2 separate regions of the Homo sapiens genome follow, and region 2 is linked to region 1. The links are chromatin loops, found by intact Hi-C in ENCODE. Cell type or tissue: PC-3. All regions are shown on one strand. Each heading gives the region's core, and the rest is flanking DNA. Links, peaks and the distances in the headings are about the cores only. Region 1 has its middle 90 kb from the start of LINC00520. Region 2 overlaps PELI2 (pellino E3 ubiquitin protein ligase family member 2).

Evidence for each region. Peaks named below come from ENCODE experiments on the same cell type or tissue, not always from the same donor. Only the 100,000 strongest peaks of a DNase experiment are listed, where the experiment ranks them.
Region 2: it touches region 1 in a loop (3-fold over the local background); 3 of 110 quality-filtered maps call a loop at or near these places.

Annotation. Positions count from the first base shown.
Region 1 is chr14:55,698,833-55,714,489 of GRCh38, forward strand. No RefSeq gene overlaps it. Among named protein-coding and RNA genes, the nearest start is that of LINC00520, 90 kb to the right of the region's middle. RefSeq lists an enhancer at 841-1,441. In PC-3, for the core only: a CTCF peak has its summit at 8,691 (motif pointing right); DNase peaks (open chromatin) are centred at 7,349, 8,669 and 12,569.
Region 2 is chr14:56,240,469-56,256,125 of GRCh38, forward strand. The region is part of intron 2 of PELI2 (pellino E3 ubiquitin protein ligase family member 2); the gene reads left to right. Among named protein-coding and RNA genes, the nearest start is that of LINC02284, 63 kb to the right of the region's middle. RefSeq lists an enhancer at 10,102-10,602. In PC-3, for the core only: CTCF peaks have their summits at 7,203 (motif pointing right) and 7,417; DNase peaks (open chromatin) are centred at 3,913 and 7,213; H3K27me3 peaks cover 2,930 bases.

The DNA.
Region 1 (15,657 bases), core at 4,821-12,820:
TGCAAAGGGCTCCAAATCTGTATATTAATATATCAAAGTGGAAGCTCACATGTATAGAGACGAAATCGCAAAGTGGGGTGTGATTCTGAAACATGCAGTACTCTGAAAATGGAAGATGGGGAAATGGTGTTGCTACTCCTAATTCCTGCATCTATGATCACATAAATGAGAGTTAGAAATTAGGAGAGAAGGGAATTTTTCAGAGATTGCTGTTGCTGTTATTGTACTGTGAGTCCCACCTCCGTCAAGGGTCAGGGATGGGGGAACCCTTCATCTAAAGAGGGAGGGCCTTCCACGAGACCAACTTGGCAGTTTGTTATGCATCCTCTGCATCTGGAAAACAGAGTAGACGGGTCTGACTCCATCCCAGAAAATACAAAGGTCAAGAAATGGCTACTTTGTTTGATGGCAAAATAAGGGAGTGGTGGCTATGCTGGATGGCCTGCATTTCCCAAATTTTTCAGAACAAAGGGTATGTAGATGTCTGCCATGGACCAGACATGAGTCATGTTAGGGAGAAAGCCAGTGGCATTGTCTTGGCATCTATCCAGTTGGGCCATCTGGAGGAGGAAGAGACCTCATCAGACAAAAGGCAAAGAAACCATTAGATACCTACGAATTGAGGAAGAAGTAAGCGACTAGTTGGAATAGCATGTTCTTGCTCTCAAGGGAATTGCAGGTGAGAGATCATTAAGAATGGAAATGAAGGACTCGAAGTTGGCGGAGTCACACCAGGGAGCTTAGGTCCCAGAGTCACTGCCTGGAGGAAAGCTGTGCAGGGCAGGGCCCACAGCACACTTTGCATGGGTGAGAAATGATCTTCTATTGTGTTTAGCCACTGGGGCTTATTAGTTAACACATCATATTATAGCCTTGTTGCATGTTCCTACAAACAGCATACCCATTCTACCTTAGAGGGTTGTGAGAAAAATGGGATGGCCTGTGGAGGGCCTGGTGTGTGTTGGGCCCTCAGCAAGTGTTCGTCTCCCTCCCTCCCTGTGAGCACATGCCAAGGGCCAGCCTGTGTTCTGAGGCGTGTCTGTAGCAGGGAGCTGGCTCTTGTTACCAGAAAGCCAGTTTAGGTCCTTTGAGCACCATCTCCTGATTGTTGGTTTGTCTTTCTTATTCTTTCTAATTTGGGTTCCAATTTTGGGATTATGTACAGATGTCAATAGAAAGTAGCACCTTGGTTGATATTGAGCCCTATCTGAATTAAGCCAGTTCCTTCTCGGCTTCACTTCTAGGGTGGTTTTTGTTTGTTTGCTTTCTTGCTTGCTTTTTGGCTAGGAAGAAAGGCACTTGCCTAAAAATATGGGGATGCTACTGTATATCTATGGAGGATTTGTGATTTTTGTTCATTCAACAAGTTTTTATTGTACATCTTCCAGGAACCAAGCAGAAGTTCTGGGGCTAGAACCACAGCAAATAACAATAGAGACATAGTGGTGCTTCCATAAAGCTCGGGGCAGCCGTGGGGATGACAAAGACAGAAAACCAAGCAGGAGGGGCACTGAGCCTAGGCTAGGGAGGGCTCCTAGAAGGACACAATGTCTAAGCCAAGGCCTGAAGCAGTACAGGCAAAGAAGGGAATGCAGGCTGCTGGGGAGCAGAGGGGGAGCAGGGGATAGAGCAGGAGGTACAGGAGAGGACAATGGAATAACGTTACGTGTGTTTCCATCTTTGTCCAAATAGTTCTGCCTTCCTATTGTTGAACAGGTATGTGGTAATGATAATATGAAAATTCTATACATAGAATTCACTGTCAAAGCATTTCTGAATGAGAACTAGCACACTGATCATGGCACTCATTTATGGGTTACGATATGGTTTGGTTGTGTCCCCACCCAATCTCAACTTGAATTGTATCTCCCAGAATTCCCACGTGTTGTAGGAGGGATCCAGGGGGAGGTAATTAAATCATGGGGGCCGGTCTTTCCTGTGCTATTCTCATGATAGTGAACAAGTCTCATGAAATCTGATGGGTTTATCAGGGGTTTCCACTTTTGCTTCTTGCTCATTTTCTCTTTCTGCCGCCATGTAAGGAGTGCCTTTCACCTCCTGCCATGATTCTGAGGCCTCCCCAGCTATGTGGAACTGTAAGTCCAATTATACCTTTTTTTGTTCCCAGTTTCAGGTATGTCTTTATCAGCAGCATGAACCCGAACTAATACAGGCTATGAATTAGAAATCAAGATTTGGCTTAAGCATCACCTCTGCTTTGAAACTTTCCTGCCCATGTGTGGTCTGGCTATCTAAATGTCACATCAAACCTCCTTCTCCCTTACTGCCTCTCTACTAGAGGGGCTGAAAACCAAATATTCACTTTTCCAACTTCCCTTGCAGCTAAAAGTGGCCATGTAAACTAGATCTGGGCTGTGACCCCTAAATAAATGTCTGCAGGGGAGGCTTCTGGAAAAGCAAAAGTTCTCTTGATTTTTTTTTTTTTAAAAGAAGAACACACGAGCTGATCCAGCCCTTTTGCCTTTTCTCCTTTTCTTGCCTTGAACATAGACACGATGGTTGGTGATGCAGCAGCCATCTTGTGACCAAGAAGAAAGGCCAAAAGAATTGCAGGAGAATTGGCCCTAAAATCAATGAAACTCTCACCCACCCCTTTAACCTCTTGTCTCCAGACTTCTGGGTATGTAAAAACACAACACAACAAAACAAACAAACAGAACAACAACAACAACAAAAACAAAATAAAAACCTAAGACCAAATACCATTGATTTTGTTTAAATTGCTCTAGTGAACTGTAGGCAAAATAAGTCCTGCTACATCAAACTGGGCAGAATCTGGTAGTCCTTCCTCTGAGTTCCCATCTCACATGTTGCTTAGGTCTACGTTCAATTACCATTGAGTATTTGTTATTTTTGCCTGTCTGACTTTCCTGATACTGTGAGTTCCCTGGAGTCAGGGATGACTATGTTATCCACTTTGGTGACCCCAAATCTACTACTATGCCTGGCAATGTTAGCTGCTTACTAATGCTTTGTGAAACTTATTAGTAATGCTTAGTGAACAAGTTAATGGCTGACTGAATGTGGTTATGTGGAGGGTGATGTGGGGGAGGACTCATTTGGGGGAGGAGTCATTAGTGGCAGTGAGAACAATGAAGAGATTTTAGCAGTGAGAATCCAGGGAAGAGGTGATGAGAGCCCAAACTACAAAAAGCAGGACCATCTCAGGAGAGATAAAGGGATGGGTTCAGGAGTTACTTAGGAGGCAGAAGAGATAGGATCTGGTAGGGGTGAGGGTAAGAGTGAAAGAGAAGAGGAGCTCAAGGATGGCTGGAAGATCCTTAATGTGTGGTGGATTTGGGCATGCACTAGTCCTGTGATCTTGGGCAAGCTCTTCAAACATGTTGGTGCCTTTGTCACCTCATCTGAAAAACAAGGATAACAGTAATGTGCACTTCTTAGGTTTGTTGTGGGAAGTAAATGACTTAGTGTGTGTAAATTGCTCATATCGGTGCCTGGCACAGAGTAAGTGTTCAGGCTATGTTTTCAGTTACCATCATCATCATCACCGACTTTGGGGCAGGATAGCAGGAAAGTGAGGAGACTGTTGAGAAAGGAGGGTGACAGTGAGCAGGAAGGGGCAACTCAGGAGGAATGAAGAGGAAGAGGTAGGTTGGTAGCAGTGACTTTAGGATGCTAAACACTTCCTCTCTCTTCCTTGGAAACAAAGATTTCATTTAAAGTGGGACTGCAGGTCATTTAATGAGCTCAAAAGGAATGGGATTAGGGACAGCCCGCTTTTATTCAAGGCTTGTGTCAACGGGTTATGCTGCTTTGATTATTGTTTTAAACATGTCCCAGGAGGCTTGGGGCGAGAAAAGAAGTGCTGAGGATGCTCATTTGTAATGTGAAGAATTGTAAGCTATTCTGGGGCGCAGTAGGAGTCTCAAGAGGGTTGTACCTAACAGATTTCTGCAACAATTAATGAAGCCCAACAGCAAGAATATCATAAGAGGCACAGTATGAGGGCCATTAGCTTCAAGGCAGTGGAGGATCCTGCATGATTAGGCAGGATGAAATGGTAGGGCAGAAACCACACTCAAACTACGGCAACCGGGGGCCATGTACCAGCTTCCACGGGAACAGTGAGCTCCCACTTATGACATGCCTAAGAGGGTCCAGTATTTTACACGTTACTTTCATCCTCTCGATTTCCCTGCAAGAGTGGGCTATTATTATGCCCATTTTAAGAATGAGGAAACCGAGGATTGAATAGATTAAGCAACATTTCCAAGATGCACAAACCCAGAAGAGGTAGGACTAGGATTCGAGTCAGGCCTGGCTACCAAAATGTGGCTATTTCCTTCTCACTGTGTTGAGCCGCAGGACACTGACATGCAGGAAATTTTATTTGGTGAATTTTTTTCTCTGTATTACAGGAGGTGTTTTTCAGCTCATACTCAGTCTGGAAGTTTACTTGCTGCTGGCAAGAGCAGAGTATAAACACTAAATCACAGGCTGAGGATGGATAAACACTTCATCATCGCTAAATCACAGGCTGAGGATGGAGGGCCCAGCGGGAGACATGGCTGCAATGCAGGGAGGAAAACCTCACACTGCATGTGATGGTTACTTTTTTTTTTTTTTTTTTTTTTTGAGATGGAGTCTTGCTTGGTTGCCCAGGCTGGAGTGCAGTGGTGCTATCTCCATGCACTGCAAGCTCCGCCTTCCAGGTTCACACCATTCTCCTGCCTCGGCCTCCTGAGTACCTGGGACTACAGGCACCCACCACCATGCCCGGTTAATTTTTTGTACTTTTAGTAGAGACGGGGTTTCACCATGTTGGCCAGGATGGTCTTGATCTCCTGACCTCGTGATCCACTCGCCTCGGCCTCCCAAAGTTCTGGGATTACAGGCGTAAGCCACTGCGCCTGGCCATCATGGTTAATTTCATGTGTCAACCTGGTGCCCAGATACTTGGTCAGACATTATTCTGGGTGTTTCTGTGAGGGTACTTTGGGATGAGATTAACATCGAAATCTGTAGACTGAGTAAAGCAGATTGCCTTCCCTAGTGTCGATGGGCCTCATTCAATCAGCTGAAGGCCTGAATGGAACAAATACTCTGACCCTCCCCTGAGTCTTTCTGAAGGAAGTCAGACCCTCCTGCCTGATTTCCTTCAAACTAGGATAGTTGCTTTTTCCTGCCTGCAAGACTTAAACAGAAACATTGGCTCTTCCTGGGTCTCCAGCTTGCCGACTCTCCCTGCAGACCTTGGGACTTAACCAGCTTCTGTAATTGCATGAGCCAAGTCCTTATAATAAATCTCTTATAATAGAATCTGTCTACCCTATTGGTTCTATTTCTCTGGGGAACCCTGATGATACACTGCTGTATCTTATGTGTATATGCCAACAAGTGGTGGTAAAGCAAGAAAGTGCCTTTCCCTTCAAAATGGAAACTTTCTATAGAAATATGTGGACTTGGAGCAGATATTAGTTATTCCTTGCATTTAGGGTATGGACCCTGGTTCAAGGAAATGAACAAGTCAGGGGGCAAGGCATTGATGAACAGGGCAGTTGATAGCTCTTTTGCTCAGGCCCCAGAACTACTACCACCAGACTTCTATCACAGTCCCTGTGAATGCTCTGTTGACCACGCTGGTGTCTGATGATCAGTCTGGAAGCTCTCCCTCCCTCCTGGCCCCAGGATGAAGACAGATGGGGAAAGGGCACACGTTGCATGGAACAGAATCTGCAGAAAATGCAAAACCAAAGAAAAGAAAGACATTTCCTTTAGCCATATCTGGCTAAAGTTGTTCAATTCCAGCAAGGAGAATTTGGAAATTAATGTGAGTCCACCCTAGTACAGATTATTTATCTTTTATTGTATATAATTATGATTGATAACTGTAATGATAGGAATATAGTAATAACAGTGGTGACCATGAATTGAATAATTGCAATGTTTCAGCTGCTGTGCTAAGTACTTTCAGGATATCATCTCATTAAACCTTCCACTAAATGAAGTAGATTCCATTTTTATCCCATTGTACAGATGAGAAAACTGAGACCCAGAGAGATTCATTGACTTGCCCAAGATCATACAGCTACTAAGTGGCTTAATCAAGGCGTCACCCAGGTAATGTGACACTAGAACCTCTATGCTCTTAACCTCATTCCCTAGAGTGAATGTGGTCATTCTTATCTGGTTCTTTGTGCTGGCTTCATAAAGTTAAAGAACCCTCTTCAGTTCTTGAATAAGGTAGCCCTCAACGGACAACTGCAGTCAAGATTTGGGTGTCCAGACTGGACTGAGGAGGTGCACAGCTTGCCTATTAAATGCTGCCTTAGCTAAGCTTGTCCCAGCCAGGTGAGCCATCTTTTCAGGTTCCCACTCACAGTAACATTTGCTGCTTCTTAGGATGTCAGCATTGTAATCACACCACCTTTAAGTAGACAGCCTTTGGTTCCAAATTCTTGTTCTGTTCCTCAAGCTGTGTAGCCATCAGCGAGTGGCCTAAACTTTTACAGCCCCAATCTTTGTACCTGTCCAGCAAGGATTCTAACACCTTCTCATAGATCATTGTGAGGACTATAGGATAAATGTGGGTCAAGCATCTTACACTGCCTGGCACGTAGACAGTACTCAATGAATGTTCATCTCCCAGCGCAAGAGCTGTATCTTCTTGGTCCTGTACATTTCACCCACCATCACCTAAGACTTGGAGACATCATTTTTTTCAATGTGCATGAATAGAATCCTTCAATCAGATATTGTTGAGTGCAAATATGGTGGTGCAAATACGATGCTAAGCACAGTGAATTAGGCCTCTGGTTCCCAAGTGTCCCTGGCTCCTGAGGTGGGGTCAGCATGGCAGGTCCCTGGTTTGTTACAGTTTTGTCCACCCTTGGTGTGGGCTCACAGGGAAGGCTGGAAGCTTTGAAGAAACTGACACTTGGATGGAGTCTGCTGTGTGCACTTTAGGGACTGGAGTATGAGTTCTCCAAGCTCATTGCAGAGAGGCATGCACGGGCTTGATTGTGTGGGCTGGTATCTCACATCCCAGGGCATAACTATTGAGAAAGACCTTCCTAGTATGCAGGAAAAAGAATTATAGACTTCTGCCACTTGGAGGTGGCAAGGATGGTGTTTTCTTCAGCAGTAGGAAGGAAGCATCAGGATAAAGAAGTTTCTGTAGTTCCTGAATACCATTTTACTTTCTCTCCTACTTATTATTTCATAAGGCCTAATGGGATGTGGCAGACTCTTGACTCCTCCATGAAGTGGAGACAGGCCAGCACCTGCGATGAGGGCTGCCTGGGTGACTTGTGGTTGTGTCAAAAGTGTTTGCTCAAGAATAAGCTGTTTGCTTTTCATCCTGACGTCTGCTAAGCCCAGGTGCTGGAGCTATTTTTGGTAGCTGACTTCAGGAATTACTTTTCGCTATCCCCAGGCAGATCTCATAAGCCCATAATTGCTGTGAACCTCTGTGTGTGTGTGTGTGCGCATGCACTCAGGTGCATGTGTGCTTCATAAGCTTGCTCACTGATAATAAGCCAGATTTAGAGTCTTAAAAAGCTCCCTATCTGATTTTTCCACACTTTCTTATGACCACTAGTTCCTCTTTAACCACCAGGGATAAAGTCTTTGAGGAAGAGAATTGTTCTGAGCAACGCCTGGTCTAATGTGCTCTTCTGATTGCACTTAGCTCCCAGGGTTCCTAGGCTGGACAGGCAGACTTTATAGCATCTGAAGGAGCATCTGGAAAGGACACCCTGCAATTTTGCACTTCTTGTCAGGCCAAGGTTCTTCTGCTTTAGAAATGAACCCTAAGACAGGTCATAAGCCAGGCCAAGGAGGGAAAAATAACTGGAAAATAAGGAAAATTGAGAAAGAGAAGTAGATTTTTTTTTTTTTTTTCTGAGACAGGGTCTTGCTCTGTCACCCAGGCTGTAGTGCAGTGGTGTGATCATGGTTCACTGCAGACTTGAACTCCTGGCCTTAAGCGATCCTCCTGCCTCAGCCTCCCAAAGCACTGGGATTACAGGCACAAGCTCCTGCATCTGGTTGAAAGTAGATTTAAGTAAAGTACATGTTTTTCAGTTAGATACAAGGAAGAATTGTCTCCCAGCAGGCTCAGAAATCATAAATGTGATCCTGAGGAAGTGAAAGACCACTCCTAAAAGATGCCATTAACAAGCAGCAGCAGCAGCAGCAGCAACAACAACCACCACCATGACATTTTAAAAGGTCTTACCTCACACCAGGCACAGTGCTCAAGCCAGTACTGAATGATTCATATAGTGGTTATTGTATCTCTATGATATATACAGTCTCAACCCCTTTTACACATATGGAAATGGAGGCTCATGGTTTAAGCCACTGGCTCGAAATCACAAAGGGGTGCATGGTGGCACCAGGCTACAAATGTAGGTCTGACTCCAAATCCCTAGGTAGTTTTCTGTCTCGGATTTTGATTAATAGGCTCCAAAGCAATGTCAGTGTGAGATGATTTGGAAGTGGAATCCATATTGTCTATTTTACAAAGTAGTTATCCAGATACATGAAATTACCTGTGTGAAAGCACTTTGAGGAGCATGCAGTACTGTTCAAGTATAAAAAGGCATCATCATCATCATCATCGTCATTGTCATCACCATCATCGCGGTCACTTAATTTCTCCAGCTCTGCCAATAGATTCTTATGGCATTTCACATATCCAATCACTAGGGGGAGGCAATAGACAATGCATATAAGCAAACTTAGTTTTGGAAGGAAAGTTTATTTTTCCTGTAAGTGATGCTCAGAGATTTAAAATAAATAAGCAAAGGTTTGTATTAGGGACTGGCAGCCATTCCCGTCAAGGTTTGATCTTGTGCTTTTGTTGAAGTGTTTCCCTGAGGGCATCTTCGTCTATCACAAATACTTATGAATAGTGGGTATTGCCCAACAAAGGCCTGACATCGACTTTTGTTTCATTGTTCCTGCTTCTTGCCTTCTTTCCCCACTGTGATTCTGCCTGTGATCATTTCTGCTTTCGTTGAGGTGCAGTTTTTCCTTTATTCTCCCCATTCCATTTGACTATGGACCGTGTTTGTTGGTCATCTGAGGCAGAGCCAGTAGGGCATGTTCCTGATCTCTCCTGTCCCTTAACGGTGCTGCCCTGGGGTACCTTTGGCTTCCATGGAATCTCTTCCTCAGTCTTGGGGTTCCTGAGGTGACCTTCTTGGCTCTCGTATGCAGACCATTCTGACTCTTCCTACATCATTCTCATCCACACTTTTCTTACTGTGGCGATGTTGACTTCTCTTTCCATCCTTCTGGAATTCCACATCTGCCTTCATTTCCTTTCTGCTAGGTGGAGAGGATGTTGGACTAGGAGTTCAGGTCCTGTGAGTACTACTTACTAGCTAGTTGGCCTTGAGACACAGGAGGACCCCACTGAGCCTTTGTTTCAGGGATCATTATAACTTCCATGTCTACTTCCCAGGCAAAGGACTATTTATTTTGTAGCCTAAATTAATCGGCCTAGGCTGTTCATGTAGAGTTATCTAAATAGTTCATCTTCTTTTCCATTTCATGTATTTCTGTGGGTCAGTCCCAAGGTTCTCATAAAGAAGCCCTCTCTGGTAGTGTCTGCACTGTTCCACCAGGTGCAAGTGATCTGCCAGCCAAAGTAGATTCTGCTGTGGCTTCCCTGGAAACCAAAGCTGTATGGGGTTGTGTCTTAGCTCATTAGGGCTGCTATAACTAATTACCATAGACTAGATGGTTTATAAACAACAGAAGTGTATTTCTCGCAGCTCGGAGGTCTAGAAGTCTGAGGTCAGGGTGCAGCATGGCCAGGTTCTGGCAAGGCCAGGCCCTCTCCTGGGTTGCAGGCTGCTCACTTCTCTTTGGGTCTTCACATGGGAGGAAGAGAGCAAGAGCGAGAGCGAGGACGAGAGGGACAACTCTCTGGATCCCTTTTATAAGGGCATTAATCCCATTCGTGATGGCTCCACCCACATGACCTATTTACCACCCAAAGGCCCCACCTCCTAATACCATCACATTGGGGATTAGGATTTCAGTGTATGAATTTTAGGGACACAAACATTCATTCCATAACAAGCTGTGCTGCCAAGGGGAAGTGCAGCTGTCTCCCCGGTGTGTTGCCTTCTGCTAGAAGGGTTCCAAAGCAGTGTTGCTTGAACCTCCATGAGCTAGAGTTCCCATTCCTCTCAGTTACCTCTCTCTCACCTACAGGGCTGGCTGGAGGTGGATTCCTGTAGTATCCCCCATACTTTCATTTTTAATAACTTCTATTCTCCTTTAACAACCAAGGACCAATCCATTGTGCCCAACTGTCTCTTTCCTTAGGATGAGTCCTACCTTCCTTCACCCTTCTGAAAATAGACTATTTGCCAGGCATGCCTTAATACTTTAAAGTCCATCAGGTGAAAAATCTTGAGTTCTTCCCAGGAGACTTTCCATGTATGTTTCCTGTTGTCAGGCCTGTCCCTGTGGCTCCTGAATATATCTAAGTCCCAGCGGTGGACAACAGAGAGCTCTGGCTGAAGACAAGAGTTCTGTTTTAGTTAAAAAGAGTTTCATTGTCATCAGAACTATCTTTCTCTTGTCTTGTCCTTTGTGGCTCTTCTTCCTTCTTCAGCATTTCAACCTTGATTTCTTTCTTTCATTTTAAATACCACCATAAGGTGTTTAAAACTGAAGGTGTGTCAAAATGACACAGGATTTGCTTCAAGGGGCTCCCCTGGACAAATTTCGGACAACCTGAGAATCAAAATTAGTAATAACAGTTATGAGTAATAACTCATTGCATTAAAAAAGAACCTATCCATCTATATTTATACTAAATAAAAGGGGAGGGGAGAAGGGAAAGCCTTTCTTTGTAGAAGAATGCCAATTAATAAATACAAATGATAGAATTACAAAAGCACCATTTTCAACCACTATGGTGGTTGAAATAATTATTATTGTAATATTATTACAATTATTTTTATTAATTTTTATATTATTTTAATTATTACATAGTAATAATTCAGGCAAGAATTATTAATGGTTTCTAAAACCATTGGCTGAAATGTTGTTGGGGAAGAGGATGTTCACAGTCTCAAAGTATCGTCCCATAGATTACTTACTAATTACAAAGGGAAAAGGGAACTTTTATGGTGGAGAAATTTGGCAGATACTGCTATAACTAAGTGATCAAACTTAACATCAATAATAGACAAATCATCATTATGGCCTCTGATGTGACATATGAGGACACAACACCACCTGCACAGAATTCCTGCCAAAAATATTGAATTTGAATCTAATCAAGAATAAACAACCAAATCAACCCAAATTGAAGGACATTCTGCAAAGCAACTGGCCTGGATTCTTCAAACAGTCAGTGTCATAAAAGACAAAAAGTCTGGGAACTATCCCAGATTAAAAGAAACTAACAAGACATTCAACTAACTGCTATCGATGTGTAATCGATGATTGGATTTTGGATACTGGAGGAAAATTGGACTCTAAAGAATATTATTAGCACAAGTAAGGAAATTTAAATGTAGACTACAGTAGTATACAGTTAAAAATGGTAATTTGGTTAATATAGAAAAAGTTAAAATTAAATTTAATATTCAGTATTTATGCATGTGTGTCTCAAACAAATAATTTCTGTGTTGTTTTAAAAAATCTCTATCTTATGGGCTGCCATATCTTATGGGCTGATCCTTACTCACTCCTTCTCTATTCTTCCCTCTCAATTTTCTTTCCTTTACTTTTCTGTTAGAGGGAACTAACACAGAAATAAGGGAACATAACCAAGAAATGGCCGTTTGAAGGGTACCATGATTAACTGGTGTTTCCCTTTGGGACAATTGTGGTATAGACAAAGCCTTTCATGGCCAGAGCCACTTCTATTTTTGTTGGACAAGTGCTTGCATGACACTAGCTTGAGTTATTTTTACTTCCTTTGGGCTCTGATGGTTGACTTACTTGAAAAGCACAGAATTTCCTTTCTTTGCTCTTTCTGGCTCTGTATCCAGGGCAGGAGCCTGAAATCAGGGAGGCTCCATAAAAGGGTCATGTGGATTCTGTAGCTCCTTGGATTAGACCATGGTCGGTGAAGCTGGCAGTTCCTTGCCAAGAAGAGAAAAGCTATTGTTTAAAAAAAAATTATTACTATTATTTATTATTATCTGAGTTCCAGCAGTCAAAATGCCTGAAGGAGGATAAGGTTGATTTCATAAACAATAGAATTAAAAAGAATGAATAATTATGTAAGGACAGCCTTCTTGCCAAATACAAATCTTTTTCCTGGCTTTGGAGGCGTTTCCTTGGTTTTGCTTTTTGAGTTAGTGGAGGAGATAAATTGAATTTGATGTCAGGAGTGTTTTAGAGAAAGGATCACACTGTCAGAGCCAAGCCCCTGGTTGGGGGGATGATGATAGAGACCCAGAGAGGTCTGGGTGATTCTTGAGCATAGTAACTTGCACTTCCCTGCCCATGGTGCAGCCCAAGGAGACCACATACTTCTTAGAGCTCTTCACAGGCAGCCTGGCCCCACAGCGGTGGAGAAGTCACATATGACTGGACAACAGCCAGAGGGCTCTGACGTTAGCCTCATGGAATCCTGATACCCCATCTTAATGCAAAGAGAATATCCAAAGGTCCTTATGCCTCCTGAAAGGGCAGGGTGGAGCTGAGAGAGGACTACAGTGGTAATGGGGAAGACACAGTGTGCTTGGACGTTTATTTAAACTTGGCAAGATGAAATTCACTACCATCAGCAAAATGGGGGCTCACATTCAGAAATTAAAATTAATTTCTGATTTATATAAAGCTAAATACTTTTATTTAAATATTTTTATGTAACTAAATTTGCTATTATTTAAAATTAAATAATAACAATAAAATTTCTGATTTATATAAAATTAATATTCTACTTTGACAGTTGGAGGTTGTGAAATTTGAATGGCTGTGCTTATTTTGTTGGGTTTAGCTGGAGCCTAAATGAATGAGAAGGCACTATTCTGGTGTTACCCATAGCAGACAGTATCTGAGTTTTCTTGGCTTGTTTTGGTTTGGATTACATGATTTCTCAGGACTATAAGACTGGCTATTTCAGCCCATTTCTCCTGGTTCACCTGGGATTCCTGAGACATAAAGAGGGCTACTGGTGGCTTGTGATGGGTCCTCCCCCTTTTCAGGCCTCATTACTCATCCTCAGTCTGCACCCAGTGGCCTGAGCTGTGAGAAGATGGGTGCTATGGTTTGAATGTGTCCCCCGAAGTTCATGTGTTGGAAACTTAATCCCCAACACAACAGTGTTGACAGGTGGGACCTTTAATGGATGAATGTTGTTATTGTGGGAGTAGGTTTGCTATAAAAGCAGGTTTGGCCCTCTCTTTTGTCTCTCTTGCCGTATGATATCTTCCACCATGTTATGACCCAGCAAGAAGGCCTCACTAGATGCCATCCCCTCGATCTTGGACTTTCCAGCCCCTAGAACCATGAGCCAAATAAATTTCTGTTCATTATAATTTGCCCAGTTGGTAGCATTCTGTTATAGTAGCAGAAGATGAACCAAGACAATGGGGATGGCCGTAAAGGCCCTGGGGGCAAAGGAACATGAGGGTGCCCACAGGAGAAGCTTATCCTCAGCACCTAAGAAGTAGGAGGCTCTCTTCTACCCTAGATGGCAGGGGTACCTGCTGCACATTTTCTTTCAGCCAGGCAAAGCCTACCTTACTTTCCTGGCAGGCAAGGATGCAGAGCTGCGGTGAGTATGGAGCATGGTAAGAGGCATCATCCACAGATGCGAGCTCCCCTCCTCTTCCCTATCCCCTGTCACTGGCAGTTACATAATCTCTCTTTACAGTGTGCCAGGCCGCACTGGGAGGCTGCCAGCTGTGGGTGCCCTTTGGTAGTTGTAAGGGAATCACACAGGCGAGTATGACCTTTGGAAATACAAGGAGGTTACTCGGGAGTCTGTAGCTTTAGGATCCTTGGGGAGACTGCAATTCAATCTGTATCCTGTGGCTTTGAGTTTTAAATCTCAACTAATAAACTCTCCATTACATGAAAGACTCACTGCTGCAGGAAACAGAATGCACCGTTTTGGGGAGGAGAGCGTAGGGCAGGGTGCCTCCTTCATCTCCAGAACAGTGTTGTCTGTTACTAAATGGCTTAGGACAGCAATGAGGTGAGGAGCTGGCCTTTGGCAGTTTTGGTGGTCTGATGAGTGGTTTATCTATTGTCAAAGACTCTTATTCCCTCTCCTCCTCAGTCCTCCGCTGCTCTCAGTGCTCCAGGCAGTGACAGCTGGATTCTGCCTGGCTGTGCTTGCCTTTTAATGGAGGTGTAGCCCTCTTTAGACACACACAAAGCAAGGGTCAGCTCCCAGCCCTCCAGGAATCTGGCTCTGTGGTGAGGGGCCTGCTCACCAGGCACCTACCCTACAAGGAGTGTTGGGTTCAGGGCACAGATTAGCAGCCAGTTCCTTTATCCAGAAAAATGGGAATGACATGGGGCTGGAGGAAAGCATGAAGGGAAACAAGATAAAAGGACACACACACGATAATGAGAATAAAACGGTACAGGAAATCAGGAGAATAAATGAATTTGTGAATGATGAGGGCTAATGCAATTGCACTTTACCTCCCAACTTTTTGGCAGCTACGACAAAAAATGAAGTATAATAATGGGAAAGAGAATTTCTATTAGTAATGATAGCTAAGATTTTCTGCCTTCTAGGTACCAGGCACTGTTTCGGCACTTTACTGGGATTGTCTCATTTTATTCTCACAAGAGCTCTGTGAGGAGGTACTAGTTTAATGCCTATTTTACATATGAAGAAACAGAGAGGAAGGTTACGTAACTGGTAAGTGGTGGACCGAGTTACGACATTACTCTGTCTGACTCCAAAGCCCAACCTCAAACTCTCAACCTATGCTATATATACTGCCTCAGCATATGGAAAAGGGGATGCATAGCTCTTTCTGTCTTCATCATCAAACCAAAATCTAGATTGGGGTCCCCCACTGGCCCAATGGGCCAACCTGATTTTACCCAGTCACTACTGTGTCTGTAGACAGAGAACAGAAAGCTTGTCTCAGGGAGCAGGTGCAACGAGGCAATGGGAGTCGTTGCCATTCCAGAAGGTCACTTAGAGGCAGAGGGGCAGGGAGACCTTGCTTCATTTCAGGCTTCCTGAACTTTAGATTTTTGCCTATTCCAGTGATGAATTCAGAAGTGAGGACAGCTATGTTGAAAACTAGGCATGAGGAGAAACAATTTTTTTTTTTTGAGACAGAGTCTCACTTTGTCACCCAGACTAGAGTGCAGTGGCACGATCTTGGCTCACTGCAACCTCCGCCTCCCAGGTTCAAGTGATTCTCCTGCCTCAACCTCCCGAGTAGCTGGGATTACAAGCATGCACCACCACACCCAGGTAATTTTTGTATTTTTAGTAGAGATGGGGTTTCTCCATGTTGGCCAGGCTGGTCTCAAACTCCTGGCCTCAAGTGATCGGCCCACCTCAGCCTCCCAAAGTGCTGGGATTACAGGCATCAGCCACTGTGCCTGGCCAAAACAATTTCCTTTAATTAAGTATCATGTCATTTCACCTGACACATCTCAGGTGCCCTCATTCTCTTGGCCTCACCTGTGTTCCAGACTCAGGGCTTGCTCCAT
Region 2 (15,657 bases), core at 2,912-10,911, 540 kb after region 1:
GAATAGTTTCGGTGCAGTTACGGGGGTGAATTGCCATATTTTAGATGGTTGGTCAGTGAGGGGGTAACGAAATGGAGACAGTACAGGAAGACTACTCTTTCAAGGAGTTTGGCTGTGTTAGTCTGTAGTGGTAAGTGGAAGGAGATGAGGAGCAAGAGGAGATCTTTAAGACAGGCCATGTTTGAATGCCAACCTAAGAAGCCAGGGAAGAGGAAACGGAGTAGCTCTAGAAGAGGGGACTAGGGGGTAAAGAGATGCTGATGCTCAGGCTCAGGTGGAATGCTAGCTTTGGATGGATGTGGGTCCCCAAGGCAGAGTAGCTGTGGGGAGGAGCTTAAGGCTGAAGCCTGGATACTTGGATTTGGATCCTGCCCCCATCTGATTAGACCCAGTTGCCTTCTCTGTAAAGTGGGTCACTAAGAACAATATGACATTATGACCATGTTTGTTTTTCCCTGTATTCCACTGCATTATCTTTATACATATTTCCTTAAAATAACGAGAAAGCAAGAACCCATGGGGATTTTTCAAAGTGAAAATCCCTGTGCTGAGTAGTGAGATCTTGACAGTCTCCCCTTGCTTGGCTCCTGGAACACTGGAAACTGGACCAGTATCATCCCCAGGAGGTTTGAGTATTCTTCTCTGAGGAAATCAACCACATGGAGAGAAAAAGACCTTACAGATAGCAAAGGGTAAGGATCCTGCTCCCTCCAGTAAAATGAATGGGACTCCCAATAACCCAGTGTTAGGCCTGCAAGAAAGAACTCCTGAAAACTAAAATTTAGTAACAAAAGATTAAAGCAACTCTTAAGATTTAAAAAAATCCCTCAAAAAGTAGAACAATTGGGGGGGAAAAAGAATATTTGGGAAATTTGGGAATCAATTCAGGAAGTCTGACACCCAACTAATGTGAGTTACAAAGGTAGTAGTGGGCAGAAAGTTATAGAGAAGTAATTCATGAAATTGATGTACCTCCAGATAGAAAGGGTGCAGCAAGTACAGGAGTGTTTTGCCTTTTATTCTACCTGTATTGCCGAGGGCCTACCAGAGGACAGGCTGTGTCCAGTGCACTAGAGGCACAGGAGTTGGGGGGAAGCAGACAAAAACCCGTGCCATTGTGGAGTATATATTCTGTTGGAATTACATTAACAATTTTTTTAAATGACTCACACCAGGGCACTTTATTGTGAAATTTCAGAACACCAGGGATAAAGGGGAGATAGTAAAAATATCCAGAGAGGGGAAAATGAGGTTTGATTTAAACGATCGGGAATCAAATAGCATTGGAATTCCTAATGATAAAGCTGCACGCTACTTTTGAGGGGAAATGAGTAAATGAGTTCCAGCCTGGTTCTGTACTTAGCCCAACAGTCAAGTACAACGGTGGAACTAAGACATTTTAGATCCATAAGGACTAAAATAAACTATTTAGCTGCTATAAGGATACACTCCACTAAAATGAGGGAGCAAAATAAAGAGGAAGACAAGTGATGAAGGAAACGAGATCCAGCACAAGAAGGCGGCAAAGGGAATTCCCAGGATGGTGAGAGGCACAGAGCTCTGTAATGGCCTAGCAATCAGCTTCCAGGTAGGCAGAGGCCTGTGGAAGGAATGGCTGTGTGCGAGGGGTCCAGGGAACAGGAGGACCAACTGAGTGGCCACCTCATGGGTTCTGTACAGAGGATTTTATAGTTGTGTCAGAAGGTTTGGGGATGAATTAGTAATAGGAAAGTAGAAAACCAAGAGACTATGAACAAAGTTATAATTCCAAGAGAAACAGAGTTATTGAGAAAGGAAATACACTCATAGTGCACTACAGACTCTGCTGTGAGCATTATATACCATAGTCGTAGCCATGAAAACAGTGACTATCAATTGAAAACAAAATTATTTTATATTAGCAGCTTGGGGGAGGAGAGTCTGTGTGAGGAAGCTAAAGTCTCATCATGTAAAATAGGAGGTCAAAAGTAACATGTAATCAAAAAGAACTAAAAGTAGAACTGCCATTTGATCCAGCAACCCCATTACTGGGCATCTACCCAAAGGAAAAGAAGTCATTCTATGAAAAAGACACTTGCACATGCATGTTTAGAGCGGCACAACTTGCAATTGCAAAAATGTGGAACCAGCCTAAATGTCCATCAGTCAGTGAGTGGATAAAGAAAATGTGGTATATATACACACCATGGAATACTACTCAGCCATAAAAAGGAACAAAATGAAGACATTTGCAGCAACTTGGATGGAGCTGGAGACCATTATTCTAAGTGAAGTAACTCAGGAATGGAAAACCAATTATCGTATGTTCTCAGTTGTAAGTGGGAGCTAAACTATGAGGACCCAAATGCATATGAAGGATGTAATGGACTTTGGGGATTCAGGGGGGAAGAGAGAAAGGGAGTGAAGGATAAAAGACTACACATTGGGTACAGTATACACTGCCCAGGTGATGGGTGCACCACAATCCCAGAAATTACCACTAAAGAGCTTTCCATGTAACCAAACACCACCTGTTCCCCAAAAACTATTGAAGCTGAATAAATGTATTTCTAACTTCCTTTTTATGACTCCTTTCATCCGTGGCTTATTTTAAAGTATCGAATTTGATTTCCAGATATTTGCGAGTTTTCTAGATGTCTGTCTGGTTGATTTCTAATCCATTGATTAGAAACAGAGAACAACAACAGAAAAAAGAAAATGAAGGGAGTAACTTGGTAGGTCATGTAACACAGAACCAACCTGCCAGGGGAATGTGTGATTCCCCCTTGATATAAGATGCAGAATGGCAGCCATCACTTGGGAGTGTGTCTTTTGAGAGCCTCCAGCTGTTGACATCTCTAAGCAGATTCCAGCTGTGAGGGGGTTGGGATGACGTTATTGCAGTGAGGCCCCTGATGGAGCTAACAGGCACTGATCTCTGCAGGCTTTCTCCTTGTTTGAGAGGGTTTAGAGCATGAGAAGCGCCTGGCCCCAGTTCCTGGCACTTTGTGATCTTGGGCAAGTGAAGTCACAACTCAGTTTCTCTATCTGTGAAATGGGGATAATACTACCTCCTTCTAAGGTTGTTGTGAAGAGTAAATCAGTTAAGGTAATTGAAATCTTTCAAATAGTGCATGGCACATAGTAAGCATACTGGGGTTTGTTATTTGTTTACTTTTGTTAACCTTTGCATTTTTGGGTCATTATTATTGTGTTGTTTTCTTTATCCAGTTCACAAGAATGGATCAGTACCTCAGAAGTGGTTCTTTGAAGTATAAAAGGAGTGACAAAAATAAGAAAAACTACAGCTCAAAATAACATAAGCATAAATAGTGAAGGGAAACCCAGTGTCATTATAAAATGTGAATCTTAACATCCAGGGACCAGTTAATCTTTCAGGTTGATAATTTTAGTCAAGTCACAGAAAAAGAAAAATTGTAAATAGAAAGTATCATAATGACTTTCTGAAAATTGAATTTTACTTGGGAGGTGATTTATTTGTCCGTGGTCTCCAGTGCTTTCTCTTTTATGAAACTTTGTCAAATAGGGGCATAAAACCCCCAATGCTTTTGAGTCATTTTCAGACAGAGTACAGTGGCCTCTCCAGTAAACCAGTTGAGTCTTCCCAGATCAAGTACAAAATAGTGTTTTCCAGGGTGAAACTGATGAATTTTGTTACTAAGGGCCCAGAATATAGAACAAAACCTCAGAGGCATCATTCATAGTTACATTCATCCTAGCAAAAGTAGATTTGCTGAGAAGTTTGCAACATCAACCTCCAAACTGATGGCAAACATATTCAAAAGGAAAGAGGAACAAGCTTTTGGCAAAATCGTTGATCAAATACTGCTGTTGCATGTGACGTAATATCAGGGGTATGCAATGTGGAAAGCAGTCATGCATGAATGAATATTTCACTTTATAGTTTGTTGAATTCACTGTGTAGAATATGAATCAGTCCTTAGAATATGTGTAACACACGAGGGAGAAATGTTCAGTGACTTTCTGTAATCTTTGTCGTTGAAACCCTTCGCTTCAGGAGAGATTCTTTTTGTTGTTTATTTGGAAGGCACTGATAATGAACAAAAGGTTCCCAGACATTCCTAATGACAGGGCACCAGCTGAGTAGGCAGCAAGGAAGATGCCACTCTGCTAATGCTCATCCTCCCTCCACTTCTTCCACCAAGAGCAGGATGAAAACTCCATCACTGAATGTGTATTTTCCACTGGGCTGTGTAAATAGATTCTCAGCAATTAAATAGCTCAGCTTTTCTCCATTGAGTTGTGCTAGCTGTTGAGGAGACCTTTTTGGAATAAGGTATGAAATAAAATATTTCTTCATGGTCTTGATATGAGTAAAGACCATGTCTGTGATAATCAGTTGGCTTAGACAGATGGCATATTGCATAGGCTTTTCTCTTTTCAGACTGAATCTGTCTCTTCCTGGTCAATGACAGAAATAAGAAATAGAATTTTTTAAAACTGGATAATACTGCTGAGACTGGATCACTAAGATCTGACTGTTTACTAGCATGTATGATTTTCATCAAGGAAGCATAAATGTTGGGCATATGTAACAACTGGAGGTAAATATAAGCAATAAATGAATGAAGAATCTATTTCCCACTTCTCTTAATTCGAAACATTGCATCTCCCAGACTTAAAGGATAACTTAGGTTTCCAATAAATTCCAAGCGAGGCGTTTAGTAAATTTTTCCATAATATCTGGGTTCATCCTTGGTGGAAATATCTGTACTCCTTAGTAGAACAAAACACTGCAACAGTTACCAACAGTCTGTACAGTGCATGAGTTGTGATTTTCTAATTGATGTTAATGAAAATATATTAATTAATTAGCTTAGATGTGGAACCAGAATATTACTCAAGCTAAATGTGTCATTGAACCCAAATGAAAGATTGTGCTGATATGGAATACTTAAAATTAATTTAAAAATATATTTTATCAATATTTTTCTAAAACATGTAAAACCATGTATGATAAACATGTAAAAATTATTAATTTTATAATTATCTATCTGCATGTCTACAATATGCCCATTAAGTGAATTCCTGGTTGGCAAAATTTGGAATATATGCCTTAAGGGTTGGAGAGTTGTTATTCTGGCCTGGTGTTTATGTGATTCTATACAGGCAAATTTTCTTTCTTTGGGAACTGTTTCTTCATCTATAAAAATGAGAATAGCCAGATAGTTTTACTAGTCAAAATAGCAATACTACAACTCTCTGTCCACAGGTTCTGCATCTGCAGATCCAACAAACTGAGGATCACAAATATTTGGGAAAAATAACAATACAACAAAAAATAATACAAATTTTGTATTGTATATCAATAAGCATAATAGCTATTAACATAGCATTGGCATTGTTTTAGATGTTGTAAGTAATCTAGAGATGATTTAAAGTATATGGGAGGATGTATTAATACATATATTATATGCAAATACTATACCAATTTATGTAAGAGACTTGAGCATCCTCAGATTTTGGTATCTGCAGGAGTCCTGGAACCAGTCCACCATGGACATTGAAAGATGACTGTAGCTACTAAACTAATAGACTTTTCGAACTGCAGAGTGCCTTTGAATGCCATAGATCATATAAATCTTAAAGTTACAGGAGACTTCAGGAGTAATCTACTTTATCCTTCCTCTGCAAGCATGGATCTCCTCTGGAGTGCACCTGGTGCGTTCTCCATGTACTTTCTCTCATGGGGCAAACAGAGGTTGTAAAGTTTGCTATGACTTGACAAGAATAACAACTCCATTACTGGGCAACTTGGTACCATTTTCAACAGCTGTAACTGTTACAAGGTTTATATATTTACACTCAAATCTGATCCCCCTTCCCTTTAACCGTAACTTTTATACCTTGGTTTTGATTCTGTCCATCACAGCCAAACAGAAAAAGTCAACATTTTCTCTAATGTTAATAACTACTTAAGCTGCTAATCTTCCCCTAAGACATCACTTCCAGGGCAAGTTGCACTAATTCTTTCAACCCTTCCTCCTGTGTTTCCCATGTCCTTCTCCTTTCTGGCCTCTCCGAGCCTCTGCATTTGAGTGCTCTTCAGGACAAGCGTGGTCTACCAGTATTGATTAGAGTGATTTTTTTGTGTTGTTTCTCTGTTAAAAGCAGTGTTTACGGACGTAGGCCAACTGTGTACCAGGAAGTATGGGCTTGACATGGTTATGCATTACTTTATTTAACCCATATTACTTTGCAAATAGTTTTGATTATCTGTAGTACGCTGGGAAACTAAGACTCAAAAGTTAAGTAAATTGTTCAAGGTAATTTACCTAGGAAGTAGCAGCGCTGTGTCTCCTATCCCATTTAATTATTCCATCATACATTGACTTATATTGTGCAATTTTTCTCATACTTACTATCTTGGCCACGTTTCCTTTTTAGAATTTAAGAAATATTACATTCTTCTGAAAAACCTTTAAACTATACAGAAATATATAAGAAAAACCTTCTCCACCCCAGTAACCATGTGGTAGTGTGATACGAGAGTACCTTTTTACGTTGTTGGTCTACTGCTTACTTTCTGTACCTAAATAAAATACAGAGATACGAATGTGTACCTGTGTCTCTGAAAAGATTGAGTTAATAAATATAATGGACCTGTAGAATTGTGTCTGGTACACAGCAAGTGCTCAAATGTTGCTATTATATGTACAAACACATACATAATGTGTGTATGAAAATCAACATACACACACGGAATTCTTTCAAAACCAAAACAGGAATGGGAACAGTCTCTGTATACAATGCTTAAACTACTTTTATCACCCAAGATTTATCGTGTATATTCTTCCGATTATTATTTCAGTCAACTGTAGTTTTTCTTTTTGTTGCTACAAAGTATACTCTATCCCCTTAATTTATTTAGCTGTCCCCTTACGGATGGATGTTTAGGTTGTCTGCATGCTGTTAGAAATAGTGGTGCAGGGGACTGCTTGAGCATAGATCTTTATTCATGAGAGTTGATTGTCTGAACCTACACATATAAATGTACATTTATCACTTTAAAAATGCCTTATCTTGTTACATTTGGCCTGTTTTTATAATGTAGTCATTGGGTAGATTTTGACCCTGTCATCAGTGGATTCACTGTCTTTGGTATTGCTTCATTTTAAAAATTGTGATCAACCTACTTTCGTTAACATCTTGAAAATCATGGATTAACACAAGACAGAATTCTGTAGTTGCCACCAGAGGGCTCCTGTTATGTTGAAACTGATTTTATAGGTATAATCATTCACCCAGGTATAAATCTACTTTGGGTATTATCTTCTAACTATATTTCTCCATTGTATGTATAGAAATGTCGAGACAGACCTTGTCAGATGCCTTCATGGAATCTTGTTAAGAAAGTAGTCATTTAGTGAGTAATCTTTGCTACCCAGTCTGGAAGGATGACACTATATTCTATATTTGGAGAAACTTGAAATATAAACGACAGATGTCTATACTTTGGAAAGTGTCTGAAAAATGTCTAAAAATGCCCACTGTTTTATTGCCAAGAGAAGGAAAAGTGTCAGTGCTATTTTGATTTTGTTAGGCTAGCTGCCACGTAACTGGCTCCAGTGTTGATGCTCCATTTGGCAATTTTTTAGCACGATCAGATTGAATATAATCAGTTAAACTATATTTTCAGAATATTTGGGTTGATTTAAACCATTAAAAGTAGTTGCCTAAATGTGAAATACAGTCCAAAAATAATTTTCAGCGTCTACCATGCTGCTATTATGCAACGAACATGTCATATGAGCCGACCAAATATGTGGCTTCTTTGAGCATAGTAAATAATGAGAACATTAAGTTTCGCGCACATTTTAATTTATTCTTTAACTTTTTAAGATCAAGGACTCTGAAGTGAGAGAATACAGATCATTATTCCTTTTTTTTTTTAATCTGAAAGAATTGAAGCACAGAGAATTAAAACAGCCCAGAAAAAGAAGCGATACATCCCGATCATCAGGAGAGTCAGGGAAAGCTTCACACAAGAGGTGGCTTACCGTTCTGCTGAGGGTGACTGTGAGAAGGAGCCTCCAGGCTGGCAGGGAGCCTTGGTGGAGAGGCACAGGAGAACATGGAGGGTTGGGAAGCAGAAGGAAGGCATGCAGGAGCATGGATGGGGAGGCTGACCTGAAGGGTGCCATGAGGAGGCCGGATCCTGGAGTCTTGAATTCCAGGCCCAGGAATTTGGCCTTGAATCTGCAACATGAGAAGCTGGTTGGGAGGTGTAGAGAAAAGGGGTGACTCTAATCAGGCTCAGGCACAGAGGAGACACCGAGAGGGCTGTTGCTGCTCCTTAGTATTCTGGGGCTTGGCTGTTGAAAACCCTCCCCGGGGGTTGCTGAATGCCATGAGAAGGGCAGTCCATGTGCTGCGGCTGCTCCTGCCATGCCACTTGTAGAGGATATCATGTTTCTTCTTAGGAAGTCTCAGGGAAGCAGGGTTAATGGTCATTTCAAAAAGTAAAATGCACATCTTCTCTCCCAGTTTGTGTCCAGTTTTGGTGTTTGTGTTTCCGTTGGGCCTTTCCCACAAAGGCTTGAGTACTGTTAACAGGTAATCCCTGTCATAGTGGTGCCGTGAATTGGCCATGGGATATAGATTATGTGATGCTCGGAAGTGTGTATTGGCTTCAAAAGATTGGTACAGGTCTCTTTTAGTTTCCAAACATTCACATATGAGAATTCTAAGCTTAAGGAATTAACGTCCACTAAAATTCAAGCGGTATTGAGCATTTACTCTGTGCCAGGCAGGGATAGGGGTGGGAGAGAAGAAAAGTAAGGCCCTGTGCCCTGGGCATTAATGGTTCCCTCTTTCATTTAACATCCTTTACATATATCATGCATTTGCCCATCCACCCTCATCACATTGTTGGTTATTCTTATTTACATGTTTGTTAACATCAGTGTGAAAGCCTCTCCTCCCCCAGATAACGTTTTCCCTCCTATTTAAATCCTGCAGCCTCAGCATCCCCACCAAAGACCACTTCCTCCTCCATTCAACTCTTCCAAGGTGCAGTCAGTTTAATTCAACGGATATTTCTGGGACTATTAGGTGCAGAGTCCCATGTGAGTATCTAAGGGACAAGAACTGTTCTTTGTAACCCCAGTACTGAGCATGCTCCAGGTGTGTCTCATGAACAAGGAAGGGCTTGTGTTCCCCTGAGGAGGCAATATGGGAATACACACAAGGAATTACACAGCATTTGGGGCAGCAAGTGGCTGACAAAATGTGTGGCTCGTGTGTTCAGCTCTGTGGGAACTCAGGTTAGAGACTGAGAGTGACTGACACCAGGAGTGTGTCTCTCACTGCTCTGTCCCATCAATGTGTGCCCTGACTCAGTCACTGAATAAAGGATCACACATGCCTAGCATGCGTCATGCGAATCTTGATGTCACTGAAATATTTTTGAGGTGGGGAGAGCATTTTTGGGAGATCTGTTTGACTTTTGTGCACAGACTAGATCAGAGAAGTGTTTCACACAGGGAGCAAGATCAGTGCTCTCTCGTGTTCTCTAAGGGGCAGAAGTCCCCTTTGCCTGTAGGTTTTGGAATGCCCTATCCTCCTTACTGAGGATGCTCCAAATGGGGCTGTATCCTCTCCCTCTGGTAATGCCATGTTTTCTGCCCAAACTTTGGCTTCAAGCTTATTTCCAAAAGCCATCGGCACTGGCTGGACCTGTGGAGCACTGCCTGATGCACTGACGGTTCCTACTGAGAGCTTGGGCCACACTGGAAACATTTCTATTTGTTGATGGGGGTGAGATTTCAGCCAGGTAAGTCAATACTAGAAGTTATATGGTGGCTTAGATGAGGTTTTCTAGAAGCAAAGTGTATTAGTTAGGGTTCTCTAATGGGACAGAACTAATAGGATAGATGAATAGATGAAAGGGAGTTTATTAGGGGAATTGACTCACATCATCACAAGGTGAAGTCCCACAATAGGCCATCTGCAAGCTGAGGAGCAAGGAAGCCAGTCTGAGTCCCAAAACCTCAAAAGTAAGGAAGCCGACAGTGCAGCCTTCAGTCTGTGACCAAATGCCATAGAGCCTCTGGCAAACCACTGATGTAAGTCCAAGAGTCCATAAGCTGAAGAACTCGGAGTCTGATGTTCGAGGGCAGGAAGCATGCGGCATGGTAGAAATATGAAGACTAGAAGACTCAGCAAGTCTCCTCATTCCACTTTCTTCTGCCTGCATTATTCTAGCTGCACTGGCAGCTGATTAGATGGGCCCATCCAGATTGAGAGTGGGTCTGCCTCTCTCAATCCGCTGACTCAAATGTTAATCTCCTTTGGCGACACCCTCACAGGCACCCACCGAACAATACTTTGCATCCTTCAGTCAAGTTCACACTCAGTATTAACCATCACAGAAAGCCTGTGCAAGTGATTTACTGAAGAAGTACTGTCAGGAGAAACCAGGAAGGAGGTGAGGGAAGCAAGTGAGAGCAAGGGAAGAAGCTGGGAAAGAGTGCTCTTAGCCCAAGTCTAGCCTCAGCCTGACCCCCTGGGGAGCTCTGAGGCCACATAGCCACCCCACGTTGAGCAGGGGCTCAGCCCTCTTTCCTTGGTTCTGAGCTACAGGCCGCCCCTGGGGGCACCATCTCCCAGGCATTTCTGGACTAAGTGGGCCAAAGAAAGTTCTCTGGAGAAGGGTTTGTCTGTGAGCTATTAGTAGCCAGCACTCAGCTGCTCACAGCGGGCAGCAGGAGCTCAGCCTGGGAGGGCCATCGGCAGAGGCTCCTTCAGAGCCAAGTTGACATTGTTACTTCTTCTGCCTCCTTCCATTCACAGATGCAATTATCCTCCTAGGAAGATAGTAGCATAATATTTGTGTAGCACTTTGAACTTAAAAAGCCAAGCTTATTTTCTTATTTTATTTTATCCCTGCAACAATCCTGTAAGGCGAGCAGGGTAGTTGCTGAGTCTTTACAGTCAAGTGTTCTAGTACGCGAAGCTTAAATGACTTAAGATCAAGCAGCCGTAGTTTCTGCTGAGTATTCTGTTTGATCCTTGCAGCAGTTCGTTATTGTTACCCTGTTGGTTGATTGTTGTGATGCAGGGAGGTGGAGTGACACACTTGTGTGCTCATGGTTGGTATGTAGTGCACTTGTAATTGTGAGCCCCTGTTTGATTCCACACCCTGTTTCAGTCTCGTCATACCCTGCAGCCTCTGCAATTGGTAAGCAAAATCAAGTCCAAAACCCAAGTTTTTGACACGAACTACTCTTGGAAAGAGGCTGCTAAGCATAAATGTTGGGGGACATTACATCTAAAATGTTAGCTGTGCTAATTATTTAAAGCTAGCATAGCATAGCATATCAGGACAAGTTGTTAAAGCTTCACATCAAGAGTAGTCACTTGGGATGTTTTAGCTATTCAATTTGTATTCATCTTGGATTCTTATCTAGATTGACATGACAGCTTGAGGTGCCAAACGTATACACCGTAATTCTTTTTTTTAATAGTGAAGCATAAATGGATTATGATGTAGGACTTTGAGAATTGTTATTAGGTGAGTTTGACAATAGCACAGGGTAATAATGTCTCAGACACCTAGGATACTTGGGAGAATAGGGTATTCTGCTTCAATAATTTGTTTGTTCAGCAAACACTGAATGCTCTCTGTACCAGAAATTGTGCAGTAAGGAGGTAACAATTCATAGTCAAGTAAATATAGTTGTCATAGCCTAGGGTAAGGGTGCTATAACAGTAGCCAGACTTGATAAAAAGGAGTTTAGGCCTTTAAAATTATTTTCATAGCTAATGGTAGCACACTCCTGTTTTAGAGTAATATTTCCCAAAGCAGAGGTGTTCCTATACCTTGTTCATCAATATCACAATGTCTTACTGGGACACCTGTTGTATGTAAACTACTGTAACCCATTCTGTTACTTGCCAAATCAAGAAGCTTTGAAAGAAGTCTTAGAAAATATAGTTGTAAAGTTATTTATATAAAATCACATTTAACCTGTAACGTATTGTAAGATGAGTGTTGGTGAAACACCTTCTTTGTCTGGGGAATAACCTGTGGTTTGTTGCCTTGAGCCAGGAAAGAATTCAGAACATGGACACATGGGTGGGTTAAGGAGCAGGAAGTTTAGTAGTGGAAAGGTGAGAGGAAGAGGAGAACAGCTTCTTGCAAGAGAGAGGAGATAGAGGGAGAGCGAGACGTCTGGAAAAAAGGAGGATCAATAACAAGTTCTGAAATTGAGGCAGTAATTAATATCCTACCAACCAAAAAAAGCCCAGGACCAGATGGATTCACAGCCAAATTCTACCAGAGGTATAAAGAGGAGCTGGTACCATTCCTTCTGAAAGTATTCCGAACAATAGAAAAAGAGGGACTCCTCCTCAACTCATTCTATGAGGCCAGCATTATCCTGATACCAAAACCTGGCAGAGACACAACAAAAAAGGAAAATTTCAGGCCAGTATCCCTGATGAACATCTATGTGAAAATCCTCAGTAAAATACTGGCAAACAGAATCCAGCAGCACATCAAAATCCACCATGATCAAGTCAGCTTCATCCCTGGGATGCAAGGCTGGTTCAACATATGCAAATCAATAAACGTAATCCATCACATAAACAGAACCAATGACAAAAACCACATGATTGTCTCCGTAGATGCAGAAAAGGCCATCGATAAAATTCATCACCTCTTCATGCTAAAAACTCTCAATAAACTAGGTATTGATGGATGTATCTCAAAATAATAAGAGCTGTTTATGACAAACCCACAGCCAATATCACACTGAATGGGCCAAAGCTGGAAGCATTCCCTTTGAAAGCCAGCACAAGACAACGATGACTTCTCTCACCAGTCCTATTCAATATAGTATTGGAAGTTCTGTCCAGGGCAATCAGGCAAGATAAAGAAATAAAGCGTATTCAATTAGGAAAATAGGAAGTCACATTGCCTCTGTTTGCAGATGACATGATTGTATATTTAGAAAACCCCATGATCTCAGACCCAAACTCCTTAAGGTGATAAGCAACTTCAGCAAAGTCTTAGGATACAAAATCAATGTGCAAAAATCAGAAGCATTCCTATACACCAATAACAGACAAACAGAGAGCCAAATCATGAGTGAACACCCATTCACAATTGCTGCTAAGAGAATAAAATACCTAGGAATACAACTTACAAGGGATGTGAATGATCTCTTCAAGGAGAACTACAAACCACTGCTCAAGGAAATAAGAGCGGACACAAGCAAACGGAAAAACATTCCACGCTCATGGATAGGAAGACTCAATATCGTGAAAATGGCCATACTGCCCAAAAGATTCAGTGCTATCCCCATCAAGCTACCAGTGACTTTCTTCACAGAATTGGGAAAAAAAACTACTTTAAATTTCATATGGAACAAAAAAAGAGCCCAGATAGCCAAGACAATTCTAAGCAAAAAGAACAAAGCTAGAGGCATCACACTACCTGACTTCAAACTATACTACAAGGCTACAATAACCAAGACAGGATGGTACTGGTACCAAAACAGATACATAGACCAATGAAACAGAACAGAAGCTTCAGAAATAATACCACACATCTACAACCATCTGATCTTTGACAAACCTGACAAAAGCAATGGGGAAAGGATTTCCTACTTAATAAATGATGTTGGCCAGGCGTGGTGGCTCACGCCTGTAATCCCAACACTTTAGGAGGCCAAGGCAGGCAGATCACGAGGTCAAGAGATCAAGACCATCCTGGCCAACATGGTGAAACCCCGTCTCTACCAAATATACAAAAATTAGCTGGGCATGGTGGTGCACACCTGTAGTCCCAGCTATTCGGAAGGCTGGGGCAGGAGAATTGCTTGAACCTGGGAGGCAGAGGTTGTAGTGAGCTGAGATGCGCCACTGCACTCCAGCCTGGTGACAGAGCAAGACTCCATCTCAAAAAAAAAAAAAAATGGTGTTGGGAAAACTGGCTAGCCCTATGCAGAAAGCTGAAACTGGACCCCTTCCTTAAACCTTATACAAAAATTAACTCAAGCTGGACTAAAGACTTAAACATAAGACCTAAAACCATAAAAACCCTAGAAGAAAACCCAAGCAATACCATTCAGGGCATAGGCGTGGGCAAAGACTTCATGACTAAAACAACAAAAGCAATGGCAACAAAAGCCAAAATTGACAAATGGGATCTAAGTAAACTAAAGAGCTTCTGCACAGCAAAGAAACTATCATCAGAGTGAACAGGCAACCTACAGAATGGGAGAAAATTTTTGCAATCTTTCCCGTCTGACAAAGGGCTAATATCCAGAATCTACAAGGAACTTAAACAAATTTACAAGAAAAAAACAACCCTATCAAAAAGTGGGCGAAGGATATGAACAGACACTTCTCAAAAGAAGACATTTATGCAGCCAACAAATACGAAAAAATTTCCATTATCACTGGTCATCAGAGAAATGCAAATCAAAACCACAATGAGATACCATCTCACACCAGTTAGAGTGGCGACCATTACAAAGTCAAGAAACAACAGATGCTGGAGAGGATGTGGAGTAATGGGAACGCTTTTACACTGTTGGTGGGAGTGTAAATTAGTTCAATCATTGTGAAAGACAGTGTGGCAATTCCTCAAGGATCTAGAATCAGAAATACCATTTGACCCAGCAATCCCATTATTGGTTATATACCCAAAGGATTATAAGTCATTCTACTATAAAGACACATGCACACATTTGTTTATTGCAGCACTATTTACAATAGCAAAGACTTGGAACCAACCCAAATGCCCATCAGTGATAGACTGTATAAAGAAAATGTGGCACATATACACCATAGAATACTATGCAGCCATAGAAAAGGATGAATTCATGTCTTTTGCAGGGACATGAATGAAGCTGGAAACCATCATTCTCAGCAGACTAACACAGGAACAGAAAACCAAACACCACATATTCTCACTCATAAGTGGGAGTTGAACATTGAGAATGCATGGACACAGGGAGGGAAACATCATGCACCAGGGCCTGTCGGGGTGGGGGTCTAGGGGAGGGATGGCATTAGGAGAAATACCTAATGTAGATGACAGGTTGATGGGTGCAGCAAACCACCATAGCACATGTATGCCTATGTAACAAACCTGCATGTTGTGCACATGTATCCCAGAACCTAAAGTATAATTTTTTAAAAAGTGGGGTTGGGGGAAGGTGGTGGACCACAGCAGATTGTATAGGCAGGATGGAGGAGATAGTGTTTGATGTACGTAGGGCCCACAGATTGGTGTGATCAGGTGTGTCATTTACATAATGTGTGGGGAAGGCTGGCTGCCCCACTCTAATCTTATTATGCAAATGAATTATCCTTGGCTGGCACCATCTTGTCTGCTCCTTACTGTACATGTGGCTGGCAGAGAAGGGAAGATGGAGCCACCACCTTGAACATGGCTAGTCCCTAGTTCCTGCTGGCATTCACTCGTGCAAGCTCCCAGCTTGCTTGTCTATGCAGCTCAACTTTACAGGGTGCTCTTTGTTAGAAAATGATTTGGGGCTGCTTTTCATTAAAAAGAAAAGCCTTACTGAGGACTCCAGTACCCTTTCTTACTATCTGTCTAAGTAATTTCATCTTAACTCCTGTGTCATCGGTGCTCATGATGGAGTCAGTTTAGGTTAGGCA